Regions from separate parts of the Homo sapiens genome. Here region 1 is linked to region 2. Evidence: chromatin loops called from intact Hi-C (ENCODE). Cell type or tissue: heart left ventricle. All regions are shown on one strand. Each heading gives the region's core, and the rest is flanking DNA. Links, peaks and the distances in the headings are about the cores only. Region 1 overlaps DGKB (diacylglycerol kinase beta). Region 2 overlaps DGKB (diacylglycerol kinase beta).

Region 1 (9,675 bases), core at 1,080-3,579, 75 kb before region 2:
GTAAGAATGCAAGCATATCAAAATATGCCGTACTTGAGTCAAACAATGAAGTCATTGTACAGTTATAAGTGGTAGAGTGACAGAAGCAATGTTATGCTTCGAGAAGTTTACTTTGACGACTGAGAAGATGGTATATGGTGATGGAAAGATGCTAGAGACTAGAGACTAGTTAGTAGGGTATTGGTGTAGACTGCATAACGTAGATCATGAAAGACGACTGGAAAAGTGGGGATTCAGATTTTATAATATTGAAATTAACAGAGGATATCTTGGAAAATAATAAAATACAACAACTGACAGAGAGAGAGAGAGAGGGGAAGAGAGAGAGTGATCTGAAATTTTCCTCCAGTTTTAAAAGAAGGGATTATGGTGATATCTGTCAAGTAAAGAAAGCATTGAGTTTGGCTTAGGTTATGTTGAATTTGGCTTGTTTATTAAAATATATTTTCCAGTGTTTAAGTACTTATAAGAAAAGTTCCTGTATTATATGAAACATTACTATAAAATATATAAATTATTGCTATGATAGCTAATGTTTTATTCATAATTGCTATTGCTCAGATATAGAAATTCCATTTGAATTGATTAGAAGAAAGACATTTCTACTAAATTCTTCAGTGTATTATAGGCTGCTACTTGTATTTCATTGGCTAATGAATATGGAGGTACATTTAATTATATCATAAGAATACACAAATCAGTAATAAATTTGTGAAAATTCCTAAAACAAGTGGTAATAAAAATTATCATAAATATAAAATCCATAATATACTGAGACAAAGATCAATGGTTGTTCAGTAAATTGGTAGTATGAAATGTCACACTGAGTGTAAGAGCATTATTAAAATGGATTCTATGAGAAGACAAATTAACAGATTAGCTGTGACTTTTAAAGAAATAGTGCCAATTCCATGATTATTACGCTATTTTTAAATAACAAAGACAACATGAAAAGTGCTAGATTTCCTGCTCCAAGGACTTTCCTGAATAATTAGGAAGCAAAGAATATCATGATTAGAACCTATTCTTGTGTAATAAATTGCCAGTGCCAAAATATAACAGGAAACAAACATCATCCTGAAGATTATAGAAGTCATTCATTTTTCATGCTGTTCAATATGCATGATCAGTTTATCGGGGGCTTTAAAGATTAGATTTTTCATGTTGCAATGCAGTATTGGTAAGTGACATTCCTCCATACTCTATTAGAAAAATGATACAATGCATTCACTTTCTTGAGTTTGATTTGTATCTTTTAATAAGAATTTCTTTATGTACATTAAAGAAGTATAAAAAATCAAGTTATTGATTTAAAGTTAAATTTGCAACATGCTAAGATTATATTTGGTATATATCAAATAAGTATTTTATTTGCTTTCTTGGAATAAGGTGGGGCTGTGGAACTATTGGGCAAGATGAGTGAGCTCATGGGACACCAATTCCAGCAAAACCAAATCATTCAATGTTGGACCTAGAGAATACCATAAAGATAATTGTCTCAAGTTATCTGATTTTACATTTCCTCCACAATTGCCAGAATGCACCCTGTAACTATGATTGTTCTCCTAAATGCTAGGCTTTTCTTAAAAATAATTAAGGATAAGTAGGGTGATACTGGCACAGTATTCTTGGATAGGTATCTAGCATACCAGACAGCTTGTGTTTAAATACTGATCCTACCATACTTCAGATATCTGACTTTGGGTAACTTAATATATCTGTGTTTTATATGGAAAAAAATATGTCCAGTGCTATAAGTATTAAGTTGAATGAATCAGTATATATGAAGTATGAATTAGTATATATGAAGTAATGAGAGCCGTGCCTGGCAAATTGCTAGTGATATGACTGTTTACAATTATTATCTTACTAGAGAGGGAGTGTGTTCTTCTGGCTGTTTGAACATATTGTTGATGATCAAGTAGAAAAGAGCCACAGTTTGGAGCATGAAGAGTCAGTGTCTGTTTTTCTTCCACTAGATTAGACTCTTCTCACAAGGTAGAAGCTTCTGGTGTAATTGGCAGCCTCCGCTCTGTGTTGTCCCTACAAATGCCGAAGGCAGCTGATACGGAGCCTGCTGTGACTGCCTACAGCATGCTGTGACCGTGCTCCGGTTTAGGGTTTCAGGCTGAGTCACTCCATGGGAAGCATTTCCCTTGATATGTGGGAGAGGAGTATAATTTTCTTCCTCACTCTTGATATAAAGTCATCCAAACTGTTGTTATAGGATAGAAAGCTCTCACTCCTGCCCTTTAGAGAATTAAGCTTATCACATTATTGGTCTGTCGGTGCTTTCTGCTGTGGTTCCACGTCACAGCAAAGGGTTAAGAAACTCCTGGGCTTTTCATGGATAACAATATTTTCTATGTGAAATCTACGTGATATTTCCAAATGATTCATTATCTGCCCACGTATTGTCACTTAGGGTTAGCTTTTTATTTGCTATATATAATGTGTGTTATATAGCATGCAAATTATTTTCGAAAAATACTATGTTATTATGGTGGGAACCTTTCCAAACTTTCATAAATTTCATACAGTTTATAGCAGCTGGCATTGTGAGGAGTTGCAAAATTACAGTGAATTTGTTCTTTTCAATAAGGACGAATGTGCATAATGTTTGGACCTGGTGTGCAGTTTCTTCCATTGCAGTGAGGCATGTGGTGTGACTTAGTGGAAAGAGCTTTGGTTTTGCAGGCAAATATTTGACGGTGTGGAATCCCAGCCCTGTTTTCTACTTATTAGTGGTATGGCCTTCGTAATGTAACATAAACTACCTGAGCCTCAGCTTTCTCACTTGAAAAAGTAGAATCCCACCTCAAAATCTTGTTGTAGGATTTAATGAGACTATAATCAGCGTCATACTAAATAATGGATTTTCAGTGCCTTACTGTAAATAGTATACAAGTGTTAACTCATTTAATCCTCGCAGTAAGCCTCAGAGGGAGACAAATTATTGCTGTTTATGGCAGAGTAGCTGGACCAGAACTGTGGCACAATAAGTGATAACAAAGGTCAAAACAGGAATAATTTGTTTATGTTTTTCATGAAGATTGATATGTTAATAAACAGGTTCTTAGTCATGTTTCCAAAATAGGAAAAGCTAGAATCCAGGATTCAGATAATACGATATCTCGGTCCTGAAAGGGGAGAGAGAGAGAGACTTGACCTCCTCACAGGTGTGTAGTCAATTTATTTTTAGGCAAATTTAGATCACACGCTAGCCCTCTTGCCCGTTTGTCATGCTGAGATTAGCTTTTACTTCTGTCCTGAGCCCTGTGTTAGATTGGCTCTATTTTGGGAAGCCCAGCCACTTATTGATAATTACCCTCTTTGTATGAGACAGAAGGATAAATGGCACAGGGCCATTTCGCAGTGTCTGAGAACACATAATTTGATGTCAGACAAAACTGGGTTTGAAGGCTAGTGCTGTGATGTATACTTCAGTTTCCTCATGGAGTTGCCTTGCTGATTAAATATGGAAATGTATGTGAAGTGCTTGGAATTTAATATATTACTGTTATAATTAGGATTGTGATAGTGGTGGCTGAGGCAGTTGAATATGAAATGTGGACTTTTAAAATATTTAAGCCTTTTCAGTTAAAACACTTATCTGAAATGTTTTGACTTACCAGAAATGTCTTGACTTTACCCTGACACTTGGTCTGAAACTTGAATCTGCAACTGTTTTAGGTAGTGCATGTCTCTCATTTCTGACTCTTTCTTCTGATTCACACTGATTAACTCAGCAGTTCCTGGCTCTGACCCAGATTATATTTCTAGAATATATGTTGGCTTCATATATTCTTTTGCCTCATCTCTGGCTCTGGTTCCTATTTGTTGTACTGCTTCAGACACAATTTCCTGTTGGTGGCTTCTCTGTGTCCATATGTCTTAAATCTTTCAATACCTAAGTTTTGCAATAGTAAAAGAAAAAAGTAACTATGAACGTCTAAACTCCCATAATTTTCGTACCCTAAAGATGCAAAACTTTGGGTAAGCTCTTTTCAGACTTGACCTCCCCCCAAAAAATCCATTTGAGTCCAATTTATGGTCAAGCAAACATTGATACTGAAGTAATGGCATCTGTGGAATGTTGGTCAAAGTGAGCCAAATCATGCCATGTCTGAAAAATGTACGAAGTCTTAGTGGGCTAACACAACAGAAGTTCATTTTTTGCTCATATTACATTTCCAATCTGAGTCAGCAAGTGGTTTCATCTCACATTGTCTACAGTGAAGTCCCAGTCAGATGGAGCAGCCATGAGCTTTAAAAATTGGCAGTTGCTGTGACAGAGAGAGAAAGAGAGAGAGAGAGAGCACTCGTGACTGTGTGCTGGCTCTGATACCTTCTCCCTGCAAGTGATACGCTAATATTTCTTTGGCCTAAGCAATTCACATGACCATATTTAACTTCAAGGGAGTAGCATTTCTTCCATCTGCCCAGTGCCAGGGGAGAACTGAGCTATTTGGTGAAAACTACTAATTTGGCCATTATCACAGGAGTAAAATAGAACCTACCATTTACCTTGGGACATTAGCCAAGTCATCACAATTTCTTTATACTTTCATTTCATCCCCTCAGTTTATACTGAAGATAATAATCCCTACCTATAAAATGATAGCTCTTATTTTTGTTAGTAATATTATTATAACAATTTATAACAAAAATTATCACTAAGGCTTATGTATCTTAAGTTGATACTTTATCCTTAACTCAGTGATGGTTTACAGGTTGTGATTCACTAGAATTTTCCAAGTTTCCTTAGTTACCACTTTCCACATTATTATAGGAAGTGCCACAGTAAATAATAAATAGAGTACACAAGCTAGAGGAACTTAACTGTATTCATTATTCAGCAGCCTGTTCGGAGAGACAGATCCAGTGGCAAATGATGACAAAGCAATGAAATGCATTCTCTGAATGTTACGTATGCAAGATTCTTGGAGAGATTTTAACTCTGCGCATATGGATAGAAGTTGAGAGTGGAATGGGGTTTTAATTTGAATAGAAAGTATTGAGTAGAGGTGGGGGAAGAAAAGAAACTCCAAGCAGTTATCAGAGCATGTGGAGAAGCAGGAATGACTGTTACATATCAGGGAAGAACTTGATGTGTGTGTTGGTGTATAGACATATTTGTGTATGAGCATGCATGTCATGCATGTGTGTACATGGGCATGAGTCTAAGCACTGAAGGTAAGGCTGAAGAATTTAGCAATAGTCACAAAAAGTGGGTCTTTAGATGCCATTGATAAAATATTATCCATCAACATTGCCTAACAATGAAATGAATACACTCCTGAGAAGAAGTCAAGCCCCTCTCCCCTTTCCTTGTGGAGATGTTAAAATCCAAATCCTGGAGTCTAGCTTTTCCTATTCCTGAAACATGATTAAGAACCTATTTATTAACAAATCAATCTTCATAAAAACACAAACATAAACATAAAAACAAACATAAATCTTCATAAAGACATAAACATAAATCAATATCTTCAATATTAATTTTGGAGGTAGTAAAATATCTGAAGATATTGAAGATTTTAATTCTGGAGATAGCAAAATTGTAAGATTTAAATTTCAGAAAGAAGTAAATAAATTGTATCTTTGATGAAAAGGAGACTAAAAACCTATTAGGAGATTATTTTACTAGGGCAGCCTATTGAATATGTGGGGTTCCATGAAGGTTAAGGCATTGTTAACAGAGAGATAAGCACATGTTACAGGGAGTATCTAGAGGCAGAATGAACCGAATTCAATCACCAACTGAATATGGAGACTAAGGAAGAAGGATGGGGCATTTCAGCTTTTAGAAGTAAGTCAGTGTGGCTCACCCAATCCAGGAAAGGAAAACAAAAAGAAATAATTTAGAGGGAAAGTAGAGTGGTTTGATTTTGGACATATTGAACCTTAAGTTCACAGGTTATCAGATTGAGATATAAATTCGATACTTGGAAATACATATCTGGAGCTCAAGAAAGAAATCAGAGCCAGACATATAGAATGGGTGTGCCTTTGCATTGTGAGTAGTTATCAAATCATGGGCATAGATGAGATGTTTTAGTGGAAGCAGATTGAGCAAGGAGAGAAGGATGGAGATGAAACTCTAGAAAGATTTATTTATAAGACAGTTGGAAGATGAGATCTCCATGAAAACAACTGAGAAATTGTAACCAGAAAGAAAGAAGAGAATAAGTGATTGAAAGTATTCCACAATCCAAAGAAGAAACATGTTTTCAAAAAATGAGATTGAACTTGAGATAATAACCAAAACGCATCCCGAGTCTTTATCATTTAGAATGCCACTGGTGATTTTAATATGGATTTTTTTAAAAAACAATAATAGATGAAATGGATGGAAAACAGGAAAGACAGAGAGAACACATGTAAGCTACTCTTTATATAATTTCACCATGAAAACAAAGTGGAAGGATTATAACTAAAGTAAACAGTGTAAATAGAGGGATTTTGTTCTTCTGCATAGGAGAGAAAGACATGTTCACAGGGGACAAGTGGAAGATTTAAAACAGAAAGGAAATAATTTGTGACAAAAGATTGTGATCCTAAGGCCAAATCTTGATTTTTGTTTTTGGTTTTATTCAGTTTGCTTGAGTCTATATCAATTGTTTATTTCCTTAACTTGTTAGTTTTGGCCGTCAGCAACTTATGTAACCTTTTCTAAACTTTAATTTTCTCAACGGTGTAATTAAGAAAATAAAAAAGACTATTTCAAAGGTCGTTATAAGACCCAAATAAAATAATGTGTGGAAATGCATTGTAAACTGCAAACCACCATATGTAAGTTAATTATTGCTTTCGTTGTTATTATTAGGATGTACTGAGTTATTGTTCTACTATCTTTTCTTTTTCTATAGTTCTATATCTTGGCTTCTCCGAGATATATTCTTTATTGAATTTTGCAATTTGCTTTGGTGAGACTATGTGAGAAATGTCCTTCTGCTTATAGTGGTCTGATTTTCTTCTTTTACCTCTTGGAACGTAAATAAGCGTAGTTTATCTTCAAATCCGTTAGGAGCAATGATTATTTTCTGATACTCAAAAAGGCATTTTACAACAAAGACCATTGCCCAGACTGTGGAAGGTCTGAAATATTTCTGTAATAACTGTGTAATAAGATAGCCTGCTGCAGATCCTCGGATGCTAGGAGAAGACATGAGACTCCTGGCTCTGAGACAAAGAACTGTATTAATTATGTCATAGCAAACAGCATGTACCTCATGTTTTTTTTCTGTCCCCCTACTTTAGTTTTATTGGGAAACATGAAAAGGGCCAGGTCACATCTGCACAAGCAGAGAGTTGTGTCAGGAGGAAATCCCCAAATTTAGGGAATCTGAGTCTTTTATAAAGCACAACAAACACATCTTCTTTTTGCTCAAAGGAGAGTTATAATCTCTGTCTCCCAAGGTTGTCCACTACAAAAACATCCTTGGAATGACAGTCTGGAACATAGGCTGTAGATGCTTCTGCTTGTGAAATGTACAGAAACATGAAGGAAACATTGAGAATTATCTTTCAATAAATATTAGCATATAGTAGCCATTAGCATCATTATCAGTGTCCAGAAGGTAATCAAAATACATATTTCCCCATCAGGTTGCCTTTTGGTCCATGTAAATATATCCTCAGATTTGTGCACAGAAGTCTCCTTGTCTTGGTCTCTCACCGTTTATTTTTCTCCCTTTGCCCTATGACTAGGTTCTCAGATACATCTTATTTGTGCCCTACTTTTTCAAAGTAGGAGATTTACTCACTTTTCTATATTTATCCAGGAAGAATGAAGGGGAATTCACGTAATTGCTGTGTTTAATAGAACCTAGCCATGAAAAATAGTCTTAATTCTTCCATTTCATTTTAAAAAACTAAGTCTCTTAACACACAGATATTCACACACATACATGCACACATGCACACACATGTGCATGTGTGTGCACACAGTTTTTCTTACAAATATTAGTTATCATTAAGTTATTTTCAGTACTTTATTATAAAATGAACATAGAAAAATAAATAATTTGGGGCAAGAGGTCAAATGGCCCTAATCTAGCTGCAGTAACTTCTTTTGTAAAATGCCTTGAAAACTCTTGCAAGTGAATGAAACTCCAGCATGCCATTGATATCCCACATGGTGTCATAGTGTCTTTAGAGCAGGCTGTGTTGCTTTTTGAGTGACTGCAGCTGCCAAATGATGAAAAACTTCTAGAATATTTTTCAGGTTAGTTTCTTACTGAATCAAGGCAATCCATTGTCTCTTGAAACATACCCCAAAACTGAGGTCAGTGGAAAATGAAAGCTTTGGGGTAGGATATCAGGAAAGGAATAAAATGCTAGTAACTACAGCTTTGACTTTGAAAGGAGAGTTCCCCAGATATTTACAAAGTTCTGCTAAATATTTCTGGTTTACAGCCTCACTATGGATATTAGAGAATAGTCATGGTATTTTTTTTGAAATTTCTGCCTATTAAATTATTTCTCTAGAAATGGGCTCTTAAAAGCTCTGCCTTGGTTAGAAGGAATTCAAAGAGGAAGTCTGTAATGAACAAACTCCCACAGCATCCATGGAACAGAGAGAATAGATTCTGATTATTCATAGGATATGATTTGGTATGACTGCTGTAAAACTCTCTTACTAATATCAGATTAGCTGTTTCTAATGGGAAAAAAATCAACACATACAATTTTTTTTAAAAAGTACTGGTCAGATGCATTTTACATAAACCTTCCTGGAGGGCACATTTTACTTTCCACTCTCCTCCCCATACTCATCTTTGCAGGTGCCAGAATTAAAGATAATGGTCCTTAAACATTTTTTATTTCTGGGGCCAGAAATACTGCCCAGTGATCTCTAGAGCCTTCTCTCTTCCTAGGTATCAGATGATATCCAGTGCCTTCTCCCTCCCTTGGTTTCAAAGACATGAGGCATTGCTCTCAGCATTTCTGGGAAGTATTTCCGAAGTAGCAATAACTGTAGCCACAAGCCACTTATGAGGCACTACTCTGTGATACCCCTCAATTAATAATATGTTTTGTCTTTTCCAAAGCTGCTTTCTAGTGAAGGCATCTTGAAGGATTTTTTCTTCTCCTATTGGCTGCCATAATCATAGAGTTCTGTGTTAATTTTCCTCTTGTTACCTTATCTACAGTATGATCAAACAAGCATGGAGTTCAGAATTTAAAAATAACACCATTAACATAAGGATTGCTTCACGCAATCCCTCAAAGAATCCATCTTGGAGAAACAGACATTCCTAAAGTGTTCACTGATAAAACTCCAGGTGTCCTAGAATTGCATATTGCTCCACTGTTCCTGAGTCTACATTTCGCAAAACATGAGAGAGCTTTTCCTCCTCCCTTCTAGTTTCCCTGTCACAGATTCTTTCAAGTGCTTGGGTATCTAAAACCTTCCAGTGTCAAAGAAGCTTATACTTTGTGTGTGACTTCTTTTCCCGACAGCCTGTAGGCTGAGATATCTGAAAATTTTCTCATGGTACTTTCTGACTTTTATCTGATTATACAAGTAGGCACAAAGGCATTTAAGGGGAGCATGATAAGATGTCAGACACTTTCTTCCATAAGTGGTAATGAATAATGGGTCAATACCAAAAAGTAGTTAGAATTTGCAGACAGCACTGGTAGCAGAAGGTGGGGCGCCTTTTTGAG
Region 2 (9,675 bases), core at 4,076-6,575:
ATGCTGTTTTTTTTCTCTTTTTTTAAAAAAATTTATCTTGCCTTCACTTCTTGCAGTCCAGCTACTGCCCAAATTCTTTCCTTCTATGGCAAAAAATTGTTTTTGAATGAGTTGCCTATATTTGCTGCCTCCCATTCCTCTCATCATATTTTCTCTTAAACTCACTCTGGGTTTATTTTTTTTTTCCCAGCTACTGAATTGAAACAGCCCTTGAAAGGGACACAAATGATTTCCTTCTGGCTAAACTTAAAAGTCTTGCTAAATCTGCTCCTCATTTAACTTGATATTACATGACACTTTGCTTTTGGGATACATTATTTTTCCTGGTATTCTTGCTATTTCACTAGGCATTCATTCTTAGTTTCCTAGCAGATTGCATCTCTTTTCCTGGTACTTGAACTGCAGAGTGAACTGAGACTCAAAACTCAGTCCTTGCTATCTTATCTATCTACAATCACTATACATGTGATGTCATCCAGTTAAATACTGTTTATATAGAAATTATACTCAAATTTCGTTCTTCAGCCCAGGCTTCTCTATTGGGTTCCACACTCATAAATAATTGCTTTCCTAATGGCTACACTTGGATATCTAATATATTTATGAAATATAAAATGCCTAAAACTAAAATTGAAGACTCCTCATTCCAAACATGCTTCATCTGCAGTGTTCCTCATTTTACTTATTGGCAAGTTTATCCCTCCAATTGCTCAAATCTACAACTCTGGGACTCTTGACACATTACTGTCACAACCCATATCCAATCAATAAGGAAATTCTTTTGGCTCTACTTTCAAAATAATTCATCTTTCCTACTCCACCACTAACACCTCCATGCCATCACATCTCTATACTGCATTGATATAAGATTGTCTTAATAATGTATTATGTTTGTAATCTATCTTCTTGCACTAGAATACAAACTATAGGATTAGGCATATTTTCTGTTTTGTTCAATGATATATTCCAATAGTTGGAACAGTACTTGTTCTAAACTCAATAGGTGGCTTGAGAATATTTGAAAGAATGATTAAGAAGTCATAGCTGCAGGCTTTTTATTTCCGTTCTTTATCTCCAGATTTGTCTTTAAAGACCTATTTATTGTTTCTAAAGTACAAATAATCACATATAGATTGATTCATTAATTATTGCTTATCAGAGCTGAATGTTAGCATTCTTTCCCAACTCCACATTAATGATGTCATGTGGGAGGCTTGAAATTGTCATGGTGGAAATATTTACAAGACAGCAATTGGCAAACACTACAGTAGGCACCCTTCACATCCCAAAGAGTTGTTAAACATTTACCAGCACACTATTGGTCCACACCAGTCAATTCTGTCCCTAATAGTATCTCTTAATTAGCAATTATGTTTTCAATAGAAGTTTTTAGTTATAGTATAGATGAGTGGCTCGAAGGCAAGTATACTCTTTTTCTTAATGTATTTTCTACACAATAAAATACGTATAAAGGTGGAAATTATTTCATAGGTTCCTAGTGTCTGGATAGGGTTGCTGGCTAAATTAGCAGATATTTGTCTATCAAAACAAATGACTCTTACAAATATTTTGTGCAAGGCATTGGATTAGATTCATACATCAAAACATTAGATGTAGATAGATGAAGGAGTAAAAATTACCAGCAAATACAAGAAAGAGTTAATAAAAACTGATGTTTAAGAGGATTAACAACGATAATAAATATGAAAAGGAGAAAGGAAATTTTCTTCATGTTCTCAAATCTGTAGTCATTTTGGAATTAACTAGTTTTTATTTTTGCTAAGTAGAAATACTTATTGCTATATGTGTAACAGGTTGCTCAAAGATATTATGCCCATTATCTTTTTAAGCTAACGATGATCCCAAATGCTTAGCAGGAACAAGTAGAGAGTGACTTGCACTCAGAGCAGCTTAAAGGATTTTCCCAGAATCCTGTGGTGAGCCTGGAGCAAAGACCTGAATAGAGGGTTTGGTTTTTGTACAGCTTTTCCCACTGTAGCAGTATCATTAGAATATTATTTTTAGGATTTTAAAAAATCCAAGTGTATAGATTTCAAATAGCATATAAACTGCTACAATATGGCTGTTATTATTTTTAACAATAGTTCCATATTTCTTTTTCAATCTCTTTGTACTTTTATGAAAATTCTCACACAAGTAGATAAAAACTTCTGTTTCTTATTGACTAGTTCTCTAAATCTCTTATTCTATAGTCCTGTAGGTATTTATTTTCTGCTGCTGGCTCTAAGTAGAACTTCTTTTATATCATCTGGGGAATTTCATTTAATGACAATATTATTTTCTGGATCTCTCTGCTGGATTCCAAAATGCTATTTTTGCTATTGTGACCTAAGGTGAGAGTAAATAAATCTTTAAATAAAATGTTCTCATGAGGTTTTTTTTTTCTTCCCTAAAAGAAGTTCCCCGTGTAGCAATCAGACAAAATATATATTCATACATAGGAAAATTTAGCAGGATAAAAATTGCTGATTAACTCTCACTTTCTTTATGCATGTATTTAAGGATCAGAGCAGTGATTAATTCCATCTCAGCTGCATATAAGACTCAACTGAGAGCCTTTTTTAAAGGTCCTCATGACTAGCCAGTCATGGAGATGTAGGCTAATTAAATCTGCCTCACTGTGTTTTGAGTGCAAACATCAGTGTATATTAAAAGATCCCCGGATGATCCTGATATGGATCCAGGTTTGAGTATTACTGGGTTAAATGAAGATAAAGCACTATTTCACTACTTTTAAGTACTATGTAGCTAAGGGAAACTTTATGAAATGTAACATTGGACTGAATGCTACTATGTTGTCTGCACAACAATTAATACAATTTAACTATACAATTATACAATTAAATTATATAAATTAATTATAACTTTAACATTGACATAATTGATAAAGATTTTTCTAATTTAAATACTTAGCATTAATGCGTCTGCACATTAATGCTAGCTAAGTATTTAAATTAGAAAAATCTTCTCTTTAAACAGTTGAAGTTGCAGAGCCCTCTCTACTACAGGGTTAATATAGTTCCTGAAAAAATGCTTTTTTGCTGAGCACAGGAAAAGTCTTCTATACCACGAATATCTTTTGTGATAAGAGGAAAAAGCTATGTGGGGAGGCTTAGATTTTAAAGGAAACTTTTGAAAGCACTGAATTGAGAGACCCGAAAGATGACTTTTCCATGGTCCCATTGAGCCTCTCTCACTTTGTAAAAACTATCATATTAGCCTGGAAAACCAATATCTCTACTGAACGTGGGAAACATGGCACTATTTTGGTTAAAAACAAAAACACCAGATAATGAACTTACAGTCAGTCCACTAAAAACACATTATTTACAAAAATGACAAATGCATTTTGTAAGTTGGGTCTTAGCTTTAACAGTAGAATATATGATAGTCTTCTCACAGCAGCTATGACTACTATTTAGGTGGCAAAATTATTGGCCTTGATCTTTAAAATATATTTACTGTATAGGAGTTTGAATCACTACTGTACATTCTTTTGGCTGTGTGATTTTAGCTGTTGTAATAATGAGGTTCCTAAGCCAAATTATAAACTTGTATTTGTTCTTTTTCCAAAGTGACGAGAATGGGTTTGGGTCATATACAATAGCTTGAATCATTATGTGAAACTTTTTAGCTGTGTGATCCTAAGTAGGTAATAATTTCCTTAACTTTGATTTCTTCATGTGTTAAGTGGAGTGAATATTTGTTAACATTATTGTGAATTTTAAATGAGATAATAGAACACTTTGCAAACTCTAAAATGCTCATGCATTCAAGCTATAATTAATAGTGTTACTAGTGCCCAATGCACAAATGAGATGTAGATTCTGAGAGAGTTATTATGGGGTGTCCCATGGAGGATGAGTTACAACCTACTGTGTTTGAGGAGGTCCTGAGAGATTTTGTGGATAAGTTGACAGATAAACCATGCCATACATTATGTTGAACTTCACTCAACATTGGCGGGATTCCTGAGGAAAAAAAAATCATCAGCAAAAGAAGAGCTCTAAAATCATGGGATGATGGGATGCCTTCACAATTGGATGAATGGATATTGAATAGTAAATATGGAAGATACAGAAAATAACTGTTGGAAGATAGATTTGGATCATATTTTGACACACCTATGGTGCCAAGAGGAGGAGTTTGTGCTTCAATCCAAAAGCAACAGGAAACAGTTGAAGGGTGATGATTTGTTTAAAGTCACATTTAGGATGAAATAAAGGAACAAGGATTTATTGGGCACCAGACACTTTGCTAGACACAGTATTGCCAGATCCCTATCATTATTCTAATTTTAAATATTAGAAAACTGAACCATAGAGAGGTTAAAAATATGCCCAGGGACATTCAGCCAAGCATTCTGGAGCCAAGATTCAAATCTAAATCTAGCTGGCTTTAAATCTCTCCGTTACTTCATGGGGCCTTTGAGATTAATCTGACAAGTATGTGTTGAGTTTTTTGGAATAAAGAGACAAAGAGGCAGGAAAATCACAAAGGAGACTCACTCAAGATGTAACAGATGCCTAAAGAGATGTGAGAGGAACTAAGTGTTTCATTTTTCATGTAGTACTTTTTATGATCTATTTGCATTTTCTAAACGTTACCAAATGCTATTAGTCATTTATTTATTTTCAATTCAGACTAATGTAAAGGGTCTTTAATTTTTCTTGAAAATCGTTAAAAATTCTGAACATTTTAAAAGTAAATAAAAATTTAACGTTGATCCCTAAAATGTAGTTCATTTAACTCTCATGGCATTGTTTATTACATGACTCAGCCGAAATGAGAAGATTGACAGGGTGTGTGCATTTTGGGGGGCCCCTGGAATTACTCAAGTACCAGAGCAGGTGATAGAAAGGTAAAGTATAGGAGAAAGTCAACTCATCTCCCCATAAACATTTTCTTTGTTCTTTCCCAGCTCATTCCAAGAATGTTTGCTTAATAAAACACCTCCCGCTTTCATGCTCAGTACCATTTTCAGCTCTAAGTTGATTCTGACAGTGATGAAAAAGACAGCCCATTGTCTCAGCTGTAGTTATTGGTATAGTATTAAATTACTTGCTGGGAAAATGGATATGTTAGTCAAAGGGCAGTAATTTGTATTCACTGTTGTTTTCCAAGTATCCTGCCCTGCCAGTCAAGCCAAGCATAGGAACCTCTGAAATTAGCCCCATGTTTCAGAATTTCCCCAAGTCATACCCCTCCTTTGCTTTCCAGGAGACCCAATCTTTTGTGCTGCGCATCTGTCCAGCTCCCTTATCCCAAGAACTAAACCTGCTGTTTTCAACCTGGCTGCTCAGCACTGGGCTGCCTAGCACTTCACTGGCCAATCTTCCAGGTTCTTTCTCCCATTACAGACATGTATTTACTAAACTGATCTCCAAGCTCACAGCTGCCTGCCTGGCTGGCTGCTTGCCTGGATTTCTCAGCATTGCTCAGCCTAGTATCTGTCACTGTGCTCTTTCCCGAAGCTCTATTATTAGCTGAATTATGACTGAGGCCACGTCTTACTATCTGTTCATCCAGGTATAACTTCCTCTGTTTATTTTGTCCTAGAAGGCAGGTCAGGCCTAGTTATAGATCCTTTCCCCTCTCCACTGCCCCAGTGTAGTTTTGGACAGAATGTAACTCAGAGTTGGCACAATAAAAAAGATAGGAATGTTTATGGTGATAGGCCATAGGAAGAAATTTGGACAAGCAGTTAACTTACAAATAAGATAAATGTGTGTTCCCCCCAAAAGAAGGTAAAACATAGCAGTAGGATTTTCACAACCTAGTGCAATTTGGGTGTCCAAGAAGACATGTAGATAATTCATGTAAAAACAATGCTGTTGAAAGGTTATGGATATCCTGAACTCTCTGGTGTTCCATGCGCAAATCCTTATCTTTAGAAGATTGACCGGTCAAATCAGGGCCTCAGCCTTAGAGAAACTGGGCCCAAGAAATGTTATTGAGACAGGAATACAAAAACAAGATAATGCTCCAGTTTCCAAACTAGATTGTAAAGTGGAGATCAGGTCATAGTTAAACTTCAAATATTAAGATATTAGAACTGGAACTTGAGAATTGGAGAGGCAGTGAGTTGAATTGATAGTGATTCATCTGAATATCAACTAGAGCACTTTAAATTGTCTCAGACCAAGTCATTGTTGAGCCCTAGTTCATGGAAAGGGCAGTCATATATCTAGAGGTTTTTGGCTGTTAATTTAGCTCATGATTTCTCTACTAAGAATATTCAGTATAAACTATGACCAGTACACTAATAAAATATTGTAGGAATAATTTTATGAGCTTTCCCCTTCTCTGAGTCATTTATAAATAATTACTGAATATGTTTTTTACTCTCATAGAAACCTGAAACGAAAAGGCCATCTAAGCAGTGTCTCTAAAGTTGTGGGGCAGGCCTATGTGGGAGAAACCAAAATTGTTTTCTCCGCCTTCCATTTTATCATTGGCCTAAGATATGGTTAAAATAAACATAGTCTCTCGAGATATGATATTCCAGAATGTATGCATCTGTGTATGTGTGTGTCTCTGTGGGTCTGCACAGTATGGGTTGCATCTACGATTATGGATAAAAAGAAGTAAAAGCAGTTCTGCTAACTTAGAATAGTGCCTTATTACCCACAAAGAAGAATTTGAGAATAAGGGGTCAGCTTCATGTCTCTTTTTGATATGCAGTTTGGTCTCTCTCTGCAGTGTAAGTGTCTAACAAAGTACATATAGAAGCAATTATTGTAATTTTTTGCCATTTAGGAATAGCTCTGATTAATTTAATCTCAATATTTATTGCAATGCTATTGTTTCAACTTTGTGATGAAGTTGAAAGTTGTGCTAAAATGAAAACACACATTTTCTGCCCGAGAACAACCTCCAATCTAGCAAGGGACATGACATAAAAAATTAACTCTGATCACAATATGGAAAATGCCAGCAAATTATACACCAAAAAGGAAATACATAGGAAGCTGTATAGGCATCAAGCAAATGTGCGTACACACACACCCCCCAGAGGATGTCCACAACAAAAAGACAAACCGTCCAATTAAAAAATGGTCAAAGAACTTGAATAGACATTTTGCCAAAGAATATACAAACGACCAATAGGCATATAAAAAGATGCTCAGCATTATTAGTCATTAGCGAATGACTAATCAGATGTGAGTCGAATCATTTCACATCCACTAGGATGGCTGTAACAAAAAAAGGGTTAGAAAATAACAAGTTTTGGCAAGGATATAGAGAGACTGGAATCCTTACACCTTACTGGTGGGAGTGTAAAATGGTGTAGCTGTTGTGAAAATCAATTTGGCAGTTCCTCAAAACACTAAACATAGAGTTACTGTATGATCTGGCAATTTTACTATCAGGTATATAGCCAAGAGAATTGAATTATATGTTTATACAAAAACGTGTACACTTGAATGTTCATAGCAGAATTCCTAACAGCCAAAACCTGGAAACAAGTTGAATGTACATCAGCTGATAAATAGATTTATTAAATGGAGTATATTCATTATAATGGAATATTATTCAGCTATAAAAAGGAGTGAAGTACTGATACATGTTATAACATGGAAAAACCTTGAAAACACTAAGCTAAGTGAAAGAAGCCAGACACAAAGGAAACATATTATATGATTCAATTTACATGAAATATCCAGAATAGGCAAATCCATAGACACAGAAAATAGGCTAATGATAGCCAGAGGTTAGAGGGGAGAAAATACAGGGAGTGACTGTTTAATGGGCATAAGGTTTCTTTACAGGGTGATGAAAATGTTATGGGATTAATCAGAGGTAATGATTGCACAACATCATGAATATGCTAAAAATTACTGAATTGTACACTTTGAAATTGTTAATGTCAATTTTATGTGACACGAATTTTATCTCACTTAAAAGTACTGTTTCACAGGCTGAGCACGGTGGCTCATGCCTGTAATCCCAGTTCTTTGGGTGGCTAAGGTGAGTGGATCACCTGAGGTCAGGGGTTCGACACCAGCCTGGCCAACGTGGTGAAACCCTGTCTCTACTAAAATTATAAAAATTAGCCAGGCATGGTGGTAAGCCCCTGTAATCCCAGCTACTTGGGAGGCTGAGGCAGGAGAACCGGTTGAACCCAGGAGATGGAGGTTGCAGTGAGCCAAGACTGTGCCATTGCACTCCAGCCTGGGTAACAAGAGCGAAACTCTATCTATCTATGTATCTATCTATCTATCTATCTATCTATCTATCTATCTATCTATCTATCTATTGTTTCACACACATACACAAACCCACAGAATTTACAATATAAAGAAAGGAAATGGTACATTCCAAGTAAAAGTACAATTCACAAAATATAGGCATTATATATTCAATGGGCATCTATGAGAGAGTTTTCTAGCAGGATGTTTCAAAAGCTAATTTGTGAATTAGTTTTCTGGAACTGGGAAATATTTTGTGGTAGTCCAAGTATCACTGACTCTTAGGGAAGGTCAACAAGAATTATATTCAATTGGTAGCCAATAATTTTCCATGCTCTGTTCCATAAAAGAAAACTGGGAAATCCATGTATTTCCTACATTTTAATTTTGAGGTTTTTTCATTATTATTCAAACTTGATTAAATATTTAGATGACTTACCCATATTTGTTAGCTATTATTTCCTTCTAACTTAAAAATGCGTTGTAATTCTGAGATTTCTAAATCAAAAATTATATTTCAATAAGTATAATGAGCATATTTTAGTAGACTGAATGTATATATCTATATCATATTAATGTATTTAACTTTAATTGTAATACTGATAATTCTTTTATGACATTATTTTATTAACTTAAAATTTCTTGTCACCAACTAATAAGATGAAAGGTTTAAAAATAATAGTACTTTTGAAGAAAATAATTTATAATTCTTTTGGTAATATGTCTAAGCTTTGTTTCTTCATTGAATAGGGTAAGCTTTAATTTATACATAACAAAACTAAAATGTTATTCGTAATGCATATATAGGGTAAAATATGTGACACAACTAAATTAAAGCTTACTTACTAAAACTTTAATTACTAAAGTAGGCTTTAGTTTAGTTGTGTTATGTATACAGAGAAAATTCTCCTTAAAAATATCTACAGATACTAAAATCTATAGCGTCCCTCTAAATGGATTCACCATTGAGGCTTAGCTACCCATATTTTTCTTATCCAGCTGTATTGTTTTTATTTAATGCAGTGATCTTTTTGCTCCTTTGCAATTTCTTTTCCAATTAAATAGCCTTTCAAAAATGGCAAGAGATATTTTATGTGTTGGTTTTTAAATTTAGTTTCTGCTGATGCTTATTTACATTTTAAGTGGTCTCTGTTTCTGGACTGGGCTACACAACCACAGTATGTGCATATAAACAATTTTTGTGTTTTCTGTTTTTTATAGATTCTACAAAGAAATTAAAGGATGTTCTTGAAGAATTCCATGGTAATGGTGTGCTTGCAAAGTATAATCCTGAAGGGGTAAAACTTCTTTTTCTTTATATCAGTTTCGTATATATGCTTGGAAGAGGGTATTTCTTAATAAACAATTCTTGGAAAAATGTATGTGTGTGTGTGTGTATGTATATGTACACATATACATTATATATGTATGATACAGATGTATGTATATGTGTATGTGTGTG

What was found. A loop is a pair of places that touch in the nucleus more often than their neighbours do. Peaks named below come from ENCODE experiments on the same cell type or tissue, not always from the same donor. Only the 100,000 strongest peaks of a DNase experiment are listed, where the experiment ranks them.
Region 1: a loop joins it to region 2, with 4 times the contacts of the local background. A loop is called at or near these places in 11 of 110 quality-filtered maps.

The regions. Positions count from the first base shown.
Region 1 is chr7:14,829,177-14,838,851 of GRCh38, reverse strand. The region is part of intron 2 of DGKB (diacylglycerol kinase beta); the gene reads left to right. Among named protein-coding and RNA genes, the nearest start is that of DGKB, 69 kb to the left of the region's middle. In heart left ventricle, for the core only: no CTCF peak of the experiment used is centred there; a DNase peak (open chromatin) is centred at 2,081; H3K27ac peaks cover 1,821 bases.
Region 2 is chr7:14,757,491-14,767,165 of GRCh38, reverse strand. DGKB (diacylglycerol kinase beta) reads left to right here. Exons shown (of 26, transcript NM_001350709.2): 3 at 9,435-9,511. Among named protein-coding and RNA genes, the nearest start is that of DGKB, 140 kb to the left of the region's middle. In heart left ventricle, for the core only: no CTCF peak of the experiment used is centred there; a DNase peak (open chromatin) is centred at 5,425; H3K27ac peaks cover 875 bases.